Regions from separate parts of the Homo sapiens genome. Here region 1 is linked to region 2. A link is a loop called in an ENCODE intact Hi-C map of the cell type or tissue named here. Cell type or tissue: Calu3. All regions are shown on one strand. Links, peaks and the distances in the headings refer to the core of each region. The heading gives the core; the rest is flanking DNA.

Region 1 (5,383 bases), core at 307-5,306, 89 kb after region 2:
TTTTCATCTTCCAGATGAGGAAACCAAGACATGGTGAGGGTAAGTAACTCACCTAATTCAATATAGGGGATTTAAACCAAGCTTTTAAACCACATGCTAACTTACTTTTTAGTAACTCTGTATACAAATGTACAGCCTATCTCTAAAAAACACAAATGCATTTCAAATTTCAACACGAGGTGCTAAATGTCTCCCTGAGTTATCACTGAGGCTTAAATATCTGGAATCCCTGGATGTGAGTCAACAATGGAAGAAGCTTCCAATTTAGTTGAAAAAGCAAGGTTTAATAAATGAAAGTACACAGAAGTTGAACTGAAATTAGTGCTTTAAATATGAATTTAAAATGACAATGACAACAAGAAATACTGAAGACAATTCTTGATAAATTGTCAATTAAAGTGGCCTAGCTAATAATTAATGAACTAGCCGCTATTTAGAGAAACTAGGAGAAAGACATCCCTACCCTGATTGAGGAGCCCAATATCACACACAAGAGGTTTTGTCAGCTTCTATTAGGTTTAGCCATAAGTAATACAATAACCTAAAATAATAGTAGCAACTTAAGTTCAAAGTTTCTTTCTTTGCCATATCAAGTTCTGTAGTCTGGGGCTGGTATGGCAGGCCATGGTATTAAAGTTCCTTCTCTCCCATTTATTTTTTAGAATAAAGTCTTTTTCTCCCATTTGTGACTTTTGTTTGTAATGATTCTTATGGTTCAAAGTAGCTGCTGGAGCTCCAGCTATTAAATTTATATTCCAGTCAGTAAAAAGGAAAAGAGAGGTCTATGAGGATAAGCTGCTGGCCTTTAAGGATGCTTTCTGGAAGATGTACACACAACTTCTGCCACTGGGGTATTGACCAGAAATCAGCTGCATGACTCAGTTAGCTGCAAGAAAGGCTGGGAAAATCTAGCACTTCCTCCCCGTTTTTTCCTGGGGTGTGTGGGTGGCTGTATAATGGCTATATAATCAGATAAGCATATTTCTGATATTGAGGAAAATAGGGAAAATGGATACTGGGAAAAGTGGGAAAGAGGGTTGGCAGACTCTTGACACAGAACCTCAGAGATAGCCTCTTATGGGCACCAGCCCGCACACTCTGTGACAGTCCAGCCCATATCCTGAGAAGATTCAGAGATAAGAAATGGATGAAGACTCTTCACTGAGCCATCATTGAAACAGACATTGAGAATATCACAATTGACTTGCAAGCACAGGAAAACTAGACAAAGTGGTGTGGTATGGTTATGAGTGTGCATTTAGAAACATACCTACACCACACACACACACACATACACACCACACACACACCCCTTTATTCATATAGTGGACCTCTCTGTGACAGCTCACTGACTCCTTTTCTGGTTTTACTTTATAGGGAGCTAGGGCAGAGGAGTGGGAATTACGGCTTTTTCAGAGATGGAGAAAACTTTTGACAATTCACCAGTTACGTAATTCATCATATACAAAATTAGATGAATACTATACATGATAAGACATGACTGTAGACTGAATTGATAGTTTTTGCCAAAACTTACCAGAATTACCACACACTTGAACATCTTAATCTGAGTATTTTCTATCTCCACAAAGAGAAACTGAGAATGAGGAAGCTGTTCTTATTTTGCTGCTGGCCAAAGCTGCTATGGAATTCCTCTATTGGAATAACAAAGCTGGGGACAAGCTTTTAAACAACCAAGTGGTGCAAGCTTTATTTTAGGGCTGGTTTCTAAATTACAGAGAAATAGTTCAAGATCACTAAGAGCTAAGTGTGGGTGATAAGGTGTGATAACAAAGTTCAAAATTTAATAACCAGTCATATCATTTCCCTGTGAGTCTCATGAGATCATTTTGAGGGCAGTTTTCTTTCTTTCTTTTTTTTTTCAGAGACAAGTCTTGCTCTGTTGTCCAGGCATGTCTTGGACTCCAGGCCTTAAGTGATCTTCCTGCCTTAGCCTCCCAAAGCACTGGGTTTATAAGCATAAGCCACCGCACCTGGCCCAAGTTTTAAAAGATAAGTTAGAAAAGAATGTTTCTGATAACAACACTGCAGGAACAAAAAAGTGTGGGCCTCTTCAGGTGACTAATTTGAAGGGGATTAAAAAAAACTGAACAAAATCTGAAGTTGTTAACAATCGAAGGCTTTTCTTGAGCATTACACCTTGTTCCTTTCAGCTTTTTGTGTTATCCAATCAGTGGATGACTCTTCTAGTCTAGGCCAAATTCCAGGACTTACAAATATAAACAGTAAAGCAGAACTATCACACCAAAGATGGAGATCAGTACATTATTCTACAATGCTGTCATTCTCGATCTTCAGAGTGTTAAACATCACTTAGGTATTACCCACATCGGTTCAGCCCCTGACTTAAAATAATCTTTTCCCCCAAATTCAAGCTATTTTACAGGGAGGCAGATACAATGGAAGCTGTTTAAAATGTGGGGGTTTTGTTTAGGCCATTTTTTTTTTTTTGAGACGGAGTCTTGCACCGTTGCCCAGGCTGGAGTGCAGTGGCACAATCTTGGCTCACTGCAAGCTCCGCCTCCTGGGCTCATGCCATTCTCCTGCCTCAGCCTCCTGAGTAGCTGGGACTACAGGCGCCCGCCACCACGCCCGGCTAATTTTTTGTACGTTCAGTAGAGATGGGGTTTCACCGTGTTAGCCAGGATGGTCTCGATCTCCTGACCTCGTGATCCGCCCTCCTTGGCCTCCCAAAGTGCTAGGATTACAGGCGTGAGCCACCACGCCCGGCCTGTTTAGGCCTTTTTTTTATTACCTCTCTGAAACATAAATGATTGACTTCTATGAAAGCCAATCATTGACTCATGACTTTGCATGACGTGAGGTCAACAGACACCTCTACAACTTAGTGGCCACATTGAAGTAAACAAGCACACTGTTAAATAAGAAAGATTTCCTAAGGGAACTTTGCAATCATTACATTCTCTGCTTGTTGCAACATCCAATATTCATCATGGGAAAATCTCTCATATTCCTTGTATTATTAATACAATACCATGATTTGTTAACAATATATTTTTATGTTTGTAGGAAAGGAAAAAAATCATTTACTGTACAATAAATGTGAATGGGCTTCAAGCCTAGAAAGGGAAATTTGACCAAAAGTCTCCCAGGTTTCAGGGCTTCTTCAACTTTAATGTGAATAAGAATCACCTGAGCTCCTTGCCGAACTGGCAATTGTGACTCACGAGGTTTGGGTGGAGTTTAGTTTAGCATTTCTACCACAGCTCCGCAGAACGCTGATGCTGCTGGTCTTAGGGCAGCACTTTGAGTAACAAAGATCTCAGAAAACATTCCTTTGCAAAGAGCCTATATTAAAAGTAAATAATTAAACAATCTCCCAATTGCAACCTAGACACATGCTTGCTGTGATTCACGACGTTCTGAAGAGTTCAGTTCTGGAAGTCATTAGGAAACACTGCAGCAACGTACTTTTTTCCATGTGTCTAGTGCATGCAATCAATTAGTGGTGAATTCAAACAGGCATTGTCTGATTGGTGTGTGGCTTGGAGACAGGCTTTGTAGTTATTTCGGGTGTGAATGTGTTTAGTTTTTAAAACAATAAGCAGCAGGGTATATGGTTTGAGCATCCTAAAACTCAGGGGCATATGGTACCTTTGGGTGAGGACATAAATTTTCAACTTGAGGAAAAGAAGGAACTTGATGAGTTTAATTAAGAAAGTTGTTAAAAGTAAGAACCTTGTCACATATTTTGCTTTGATGTTAATTCTTCAACAAAAACAGACTTGGACATGATGAAGAGCAAGGTGGTTACAAAAGTAACACAAAACATGAAATCAAGGAACTCTCATTAGTGAGGCCATCAGGATTTTATCTCTATTTGCTGTTATCATTTACCCTGAAATATACCATGTTTGAGCATGATATACAAGGTCTAGATCTTGGTGTCTTAAAATGTTTTCTTTTCTTTCTTTCTTTCTTTTTTTCTTTTTTGAGGCACTGTCTCCCTCTATCTCTGGAATGCAGTGGTGTAATCACGGCTCACTGCAGTCTTGACTTCCCAAGCTCAAATGATCCTCCTGTCTCAGCCTCCTGAGTATCTGTGACCACTGGTGTGCACCACCACAACTGGCTAAGTTTTTTTTATTTTTGTAGAGACAAGGTATATTAGTCCGTTTTCGTATTGCTATAAAGAACTTTCCGAGACTGGGTAATTTATAAAAGAAAGAGGTTTAATTGACTCACAGTTCAGCATGGCTGGGTTGGCCTCAGGAAATACACATGGTGGAAGGTGAAGGAGAAGCAAGGCACTTTCTTCAAAAGGCGGCAGGAAGCAGAAGTGCTGAAGAAAGAGGGAAACCATCAGATCTCGTGAGAATTCACTCACTATCACGAAACGAGAACAGCGTGGAGGAAACTGCCCCTGTGATTCAATTACCTCCACCTAGTCTCTCCCTTGACATGTGCGGATTATGAGGATTACAATTCAGGATGAGATTTAGGTGGGGACAAAAAGCCTAACCATATAATGTGGTCTCACCACATTGCCCAGGCTAGTCTCTAACTCCTGGGCTCAAGTAATCCTCTTGCCTTGGCCTCTCAAATTGCTAGGATTACAGGTGTGAGCCACTGTGGCTGGTCCTAAAAATGTTTTCTAATTAATCCAATTAATCCTTAATTATCATCTAAAAGAACTGTACATATAGGCTACCATGGCTTCTCTGGAAACACAGATGCAAGAAAGCCTGCTGGGCATACACTACTGTGTAGAATCAGATCAGAGAGATGGTTTTGAAGGGTGTTTGGAGAAAAGTCACATATCAGCCTGTAAAAAGAGTAAAGAGTTTTTTTGTTTTCAATGTAGAGGTGAAAGTTATTGCAAATTTCTACTTACACACATTTTCTAAAGTTGTTCAGATTGACAAAGAAGTGGAGTTGCATTTTGTACAGTCATTGAAGGACGGATCTCGTGTATTGTAAACCTCATAGATTAGTCCAATTTATGTTTTGTGGAACACCAGTCATACAAGGTATTTTGAAAATATGAGTCCCATTTTCAAGTATATTTAGGAAATATTACAGACATGTTTCTCATGGAAAGTTATGGTGTACTATAGCCAGGTAAAGGCTCTGAGACATCCTGTGATATAGAAACTTGTATTTATCCTTTTTCCTCATAGTGGTAAATTTCAACATTTTTGAAACAGAAGGTGCCGATCAAGCTCTTTATATATCAATAGTGATGTGACCAAATATCTTGCTCCTGCTTATTGTTTGACTCTAGGTATGCAATTAAACTTAAGATGCCAATTTCTCCTTCCCCAAGGATTTTTGCAGATAACTTTAGTGAGAAGAAAGATGGGTAGGAAATGCCATAAAATTCCAAGATAATCCCAAATCT
Region 2 (5,383 bases), core at 254-5,253:
CTGATGTGCTTCTGAAATAGTCTATATGAGGTGTATCTCTGTGTTATTCCAAGACCAGATCTATAAGTAAATTTTTACTGTTTATTTTGAGACAGAGTCTCACTCTGTTGTCAAGGCTGGAGTGCAATGACACAACCATGGCTCACTGCAGCTCAACCTCCCGGACTCAGGTGAATCTCGTGCTTCAGTTTTCCATGTAACTGGGACCACAGTTACTACACCCAGCAAATTTTTAATTTTTTTGTAGAGACAGGTCTCACTATGTTGCCCAAGCTGGTCTCAAACTCCTGGTCTCAAGTAATCCTCTTGCCTTGGCCTCCCAAAGTGCTTGGATTATAGGCATAAGCCACCATGGCAGGACTATAGATTTTTAAAGTTGAAGGTGCACAGTGACCTAGGATAGAGCTGGCACTGTGGATGACAGGAAGGTTCTGATTTTTTTCCCTCAGTGTTTCAAACACAAGCAGAGTAGGCACCTGTCCATCTGAGATCATTTCAGGAGAACTAGGACTTGCTCCATTTTATCTGCCTTGTTCATTCTCAGCTCCCCACAGCTAAATGGGTGAATGAGCTGCAGCTGTACACCCAAATTCACCCCTCATGCTGGGCCAAAATAACTTACCATCCTAGTCTCCCAACTGGTAGGGATTGTCATTAAGAATCTTTCCTGACAGATTTGATTCCTGGTGAGCCAGGGCAGTCCAACTGCCTTTGTTGCCATCAGGCAAACTGAAAGCCTGCATTGTGCTTCCTTCGGTGTCAGTGTTGACATATTGCTCCCATCCATCCTATACCCTATCTGATCCCCTCTTCTGGGACTTGAGCCCTTCCTTGAATCCTAGCCCATTTGGCTGGGGTCAGAACACCTTTCCTCTTCTCTTCCTCCCTCCTTTCCTGAGTTGCTAGAATTTTCCACCATATCACCATCCACTGGAAGGCGTCTTGTTCTAAGAGCACTGACAACATCTCAGAGTCACCTAACTCAAGGCTGTCTGTCCCCTGCCCTCTGGGCTCTTTGACTCTCAAGCTCCTACTTGCCAAATGGGCTGCCCTGGCCTTTGATAATTGCCTAAGCCACCCCTGAGCTTGGACACTGTGCTGTGTTTTTCCCAATTGCTCTCACCATGTCACCGTCTGGAACTTCAGTAGTTTACACAGACTCCATCCCACCAGGCACTAATATCCTCCCTTCCCGTAAGACTGTACTGGGAGGGTCCAGTGTGTCTTAGGACAACTGAGACTCTCCCATAAGATCACCATCTCCCAAATGAAACAAAATACCTCCTTCACCAGTAAGAATTTTGCCAGCAACTCTACTATCACAGTTTTTAACCTTTAAAAAAGAGATTGCAAACTGGCAGGATCTGGCTTGCATAATTGTTTCATTTGGCCTACACAGTGTTTATATTTATTTAAAAAATTGGTTTTTGGCTGGGCTCCGTCATTCATGCCTGTAATCTCAGCACTTTGGGAGGCTGATGTGGGAGGATCACTTGAGACCAGGAATTCGAGACCAGCCTGGGATATGTAGTAAGACCTCATCTCTACAAAAAAATTTAAAAACTAGCCATGTGTGGTGGCACAAGCCTGTAGTCCCAGCTACTTGTGAAGCTGAGGCAGGAGGATCACTTGAGTCTAGAGGTTTCAGGTTACAGTGAGCTATGATCGTTCCACTGCACTCCAACCTGGGTGACAGAGCAACACTCAATCTCTAAAATAATAATAATAACAATAAAGGCTTTCAGCATTTACAAATCAATTATGGATTTCTCAATTTTCTTAAAGATCTAAAGTTCTGGCACTGCTGGGCCAACATACTCCCTGGCCACAACTGCCTGGAGCAGAGGAGAAGTGGTCCTTAGGAGAGTCATGAGCTCTCTAGTTCCACGGCCCTCTAGCTCCCCTGTGGTCTGTCCTCCCAGAAGCATTTGGGTTTGCTACCCTGGCTTTCAGTTCTTGCTATCCTTTAAACCATGGGTCCCCAACCCTAACCAATACTGGTCTGTGGCCTGTTAGGAACTGGGCCGCACAGCGGAAGATGAGCGGCAGGCGAGCAAGCATTACCACCTGAGTTCCACCTCCCATCAGATCAGTGGCAGCATTGGATTCTAATAGGATCACAAACCCTATTGTAAACTGTGAGTGCGAGGGATCTAGGTTGTGTGCTCCTTATAAGAATCTAATACCTAATGATCTCTGGTGGAACAGTTTCATCCTGAAACCACCCCCGCCAGCCCCACTTCCCAGTCCATGGAAAAAATTGGCTTCCAGAAAATCAGTCCCTGGTGCCAAAAAAGTTGGGGACTGCTACTTTAAACAGTGCAATTTTCTTCCTCTTTCTCCCTCAGCCTACCTAAATAGACACACGTCACCAGTGTCAGCTGTTTTGCTTTATTGTAAGTGTAGATTTCTGGTAGGTGTAGATAGTGTTGTGGACCGTAGAGCTGGAGGAAGCCTGGAAGACTACAGAAAGAGGACAAGGTAACTGACGGGTTGAGGGTAGGACATTCACACCCCTGTTCTGAGGCATCCGTATAAAGGTGTTGTTGTTTTAATCTTCCTTACGGCATATGCCACAAGCTAAATACTGCAACTCATGGTGTAAATCATTAGTTAAGATGATAATGCATCAGACAGGCACAAACAACAGTCTTGAAAAATCATGGAAAAGTGCTTCTTAACTGTAGTTTTATCTTCCCACAGCCAGAATTCCTTTAGATATAATACTTTTCAAGACCTAGTTCTGTTGACTCATCTTGCTTGAACAATAATTACTGGTAAACCCTAGGTTAGAATTTAGAGATCATCTGGATAAGTGGTTCTCAATCCTGGCTACCTGTTAATACCAATCCTGGAAACTTAAAAAAACTCCAGATGCCTCGGCTGTACCTCAAAACAGTTAAATCAGGGTTTAACTGGGTCCCAGGCACCAGCATAAAAAAAAAATGCTTCCTGGATGATTCCAATACCCAGCCAAGAATGAGACTCACTTATCTAGATCTTGCCTGAAAATATCTGATTTTACTGAGGGTCAATGATTTACCCAAGACTACAAGGCTCAAGAGCTAAGACAAGAATTCCAATTTCCTGACTCCCTATCCAGGGCTCTCTACTTTACAATACTGCCAAAAAATGTGCCAGACCCTCTCTAATACTCCACAAACCCTACAAGATAGCAAGGAACCCCCTTTTTTTTTTTTTTTTTTTTTTTTAATAGCAGCGACTAAGCACTGGCCCAAGGCCAGAGGAAGAGAAAGGTAGAAGTGGTGTTCGATGGGGAAGCTTCTGCAGAGTGTTGTCAGAAGGAAGGGCAGATTCCATATGAGTGACTAATTAAGTAATATGATTCTCTGGTTTTTTTCATATGATGACTTTTAGCACTTTGAGACCTGAAACAATCTAAAAGCAACTTGGCAATCATCATTCATTTTTAGTGGAGAAATTAATAACTTGACAAGGAAACACTTATTAACAGTCTTTCCTGTCTAGAATGGCAGAATATAACAAGATTATTTGAATAAGAAGTTTATTCACTTCTTTTTATGAAAAAACTTTATTTTAATCTAATTTGAGACTACAAAAAGTTGCAAAAGTAGCACAGAATTCCTGCATACCTCTCACACAGCTTCCCTTGATGTTAACATGTTACATAACCATAACATAATTATTAAAACCAAGATAATTGCATTGGCACAATACTATTAACTAACCTACAGACTTTATTTAGATTTCACCAGTTTTATTTATTTATTTGTTTGTTTGTTTGTTTATAGAAAAGTCACTATGTTGCCCAGGCTGGTCTCAAACCCCTGGCCTCAAGCCATCCTCCTATGCCAGCCTTTTGAGTAGCGGGGACTACAGGGACAGCCACCACACTTGACTTAGATTTCACCAGTTTTTACACTAATGTCTTTTTTTTCTATCCCAGGATCCAGTCCAGGATACCACATTGCTTTTAATTGTCAGTTCTGCTTGATCTTCTCTAATCAGTGACAGTTCCTCGGCCTTTCTCTGTCTGTCATGACCTTGACACTCTGGAGACGTGCTGTTTAATTTGTAGAATGTTCCTCAATCCGGGTTTGTCTGATATTTTCTCATGATTAGAATGAGGTCATGCATCTTTGGTAAGAATATCATAGTAATGATGTTGTATGCTTCTCAGTGCATCCTATCGTGGAGCTCACAGTATCGGTCTGCCCTATTACTGGTGATATTAACCTTGGTCCCACCATTAAAGTAAAATCTCTTTATTGCTAATTGTCCAACTGAATAATTTGATCAGAAAACTTAACCCAAAAGGAACTCATATGCAGATTCTTATGCTTTGGTGAAAAAATGACTGGGTGGTATGATTTCACGGGGGCTGTTGCTCTAATTCTCTCATCTCCTCCCTCAACGAAATTCTTTATCTTGCAAGGACTGCTGCCTAAAATACCACCATCAGACCTTCACCCACTAAACCATGGCTTCAATTCCTATGAAAATATAGATGTTTGAGGGAAGAGATTCCCATGAACTGTGTTTAGCTGCTTCTGGGAGCACCTTTGCTCCCAGGGAGGAAGGAGTAAAAGGAAAGAGCAGTAAAGCATTTTCTGCTGCCATTTGGATATGGAGGGAATGAGGTTCCTAGAAAGATCCTGAACAGATTTGCTATATAAGCGCCAAAGTGATCTCTTTGAAGTACGTGTCTGATCTCCGATTATTTTGCTCAAACCTTTTAATTGGCTTCAGACTCGAGCCTCACCTTACCTTTGCCACCCCCAAGCCAGTGATCCAGAATTTCTTTCCATTCCCCAACTGTGATTTATCTTCAAATAGTGACACATGCCATTCCTAATCCTTAAAATATTCTTCCCCAGTCCACTTCCCTGGATTGACTTTTACCAACACAGGAGGTCTTAACGTAGTGATCACTAGACCTAGAAGGCCTTCCAAGAACTCACAAATTTAGGCATGTTGCCCTTCATAGCCTTCTGTGATTCCTCTTCTCTAAACTTAAAGGTGTCTCCTTATAGAGCAAGGGTTGGCAAAGAATAGCCCATGGGCCAAATCTGGCCCACTTCTTGTGTTTTTAAATAAAGTATTATTGCATCACAGCTATGCCTAATTCTTTATGTATTACCCATGGCTGCTTTCCTATTATAAAGGCAAAGTTGAGAAGTTGTGATAAAGACTGTATGACCTGCAAAGCCTAAAATATTTACTATCTTCCCCTTTACAGAAAATGTTTGCCAACCCTGTTCTAGACGTAAGTACCATATAAGCAAAAATAACATTAATCTTGTCTGCTATTGAATTCTTAGCTGTCATAACCCCAGGATTTAGCCCAAAGTAGATCTTCAATAAATATTTGTTGAATAAAGACAAATCTCACAATTTTATC

The links. Peaks named below come from ENCODE experiments on the same cell type or tissue, not always from the same donor. Only the 100,000 strongest peaks of a DNase experiment are listed, where the experiment ranks them.
Region 1: a loop joins it to region 2, with 5 times the contacts of the local background. A loop is called at or near these places in 3 of 110 quality-filtered maps.

The regions. Positions count from the first base shown.
Region 1 is chr18:55,010,168-55,015,550 of GRCh38, reverse strand. No RefSeq gene overlaps it. Among named protein-coding and RNA genes, the nearest start is that of CCDC68, 53 kb to the right of the region's middle. In Calu3, for the core only: no CTCF peak of the experiment used is centred there; a DNase peak (open chromatin) is centred at 3,210.
Region 2 is chr18:55,098,947-55,104,329 of GRCh38, reverse strand. No RefSeq gene overlaps it. Among named protein-coding and RNA genes, the nearest start is that of LINC03035, 16 kb to the right of the region's middle. In Calu3, for the core only: no CTCF peak of the experiment used is centred there; DNase peaks (open chromatin) are centred at 2,929 and 3,239.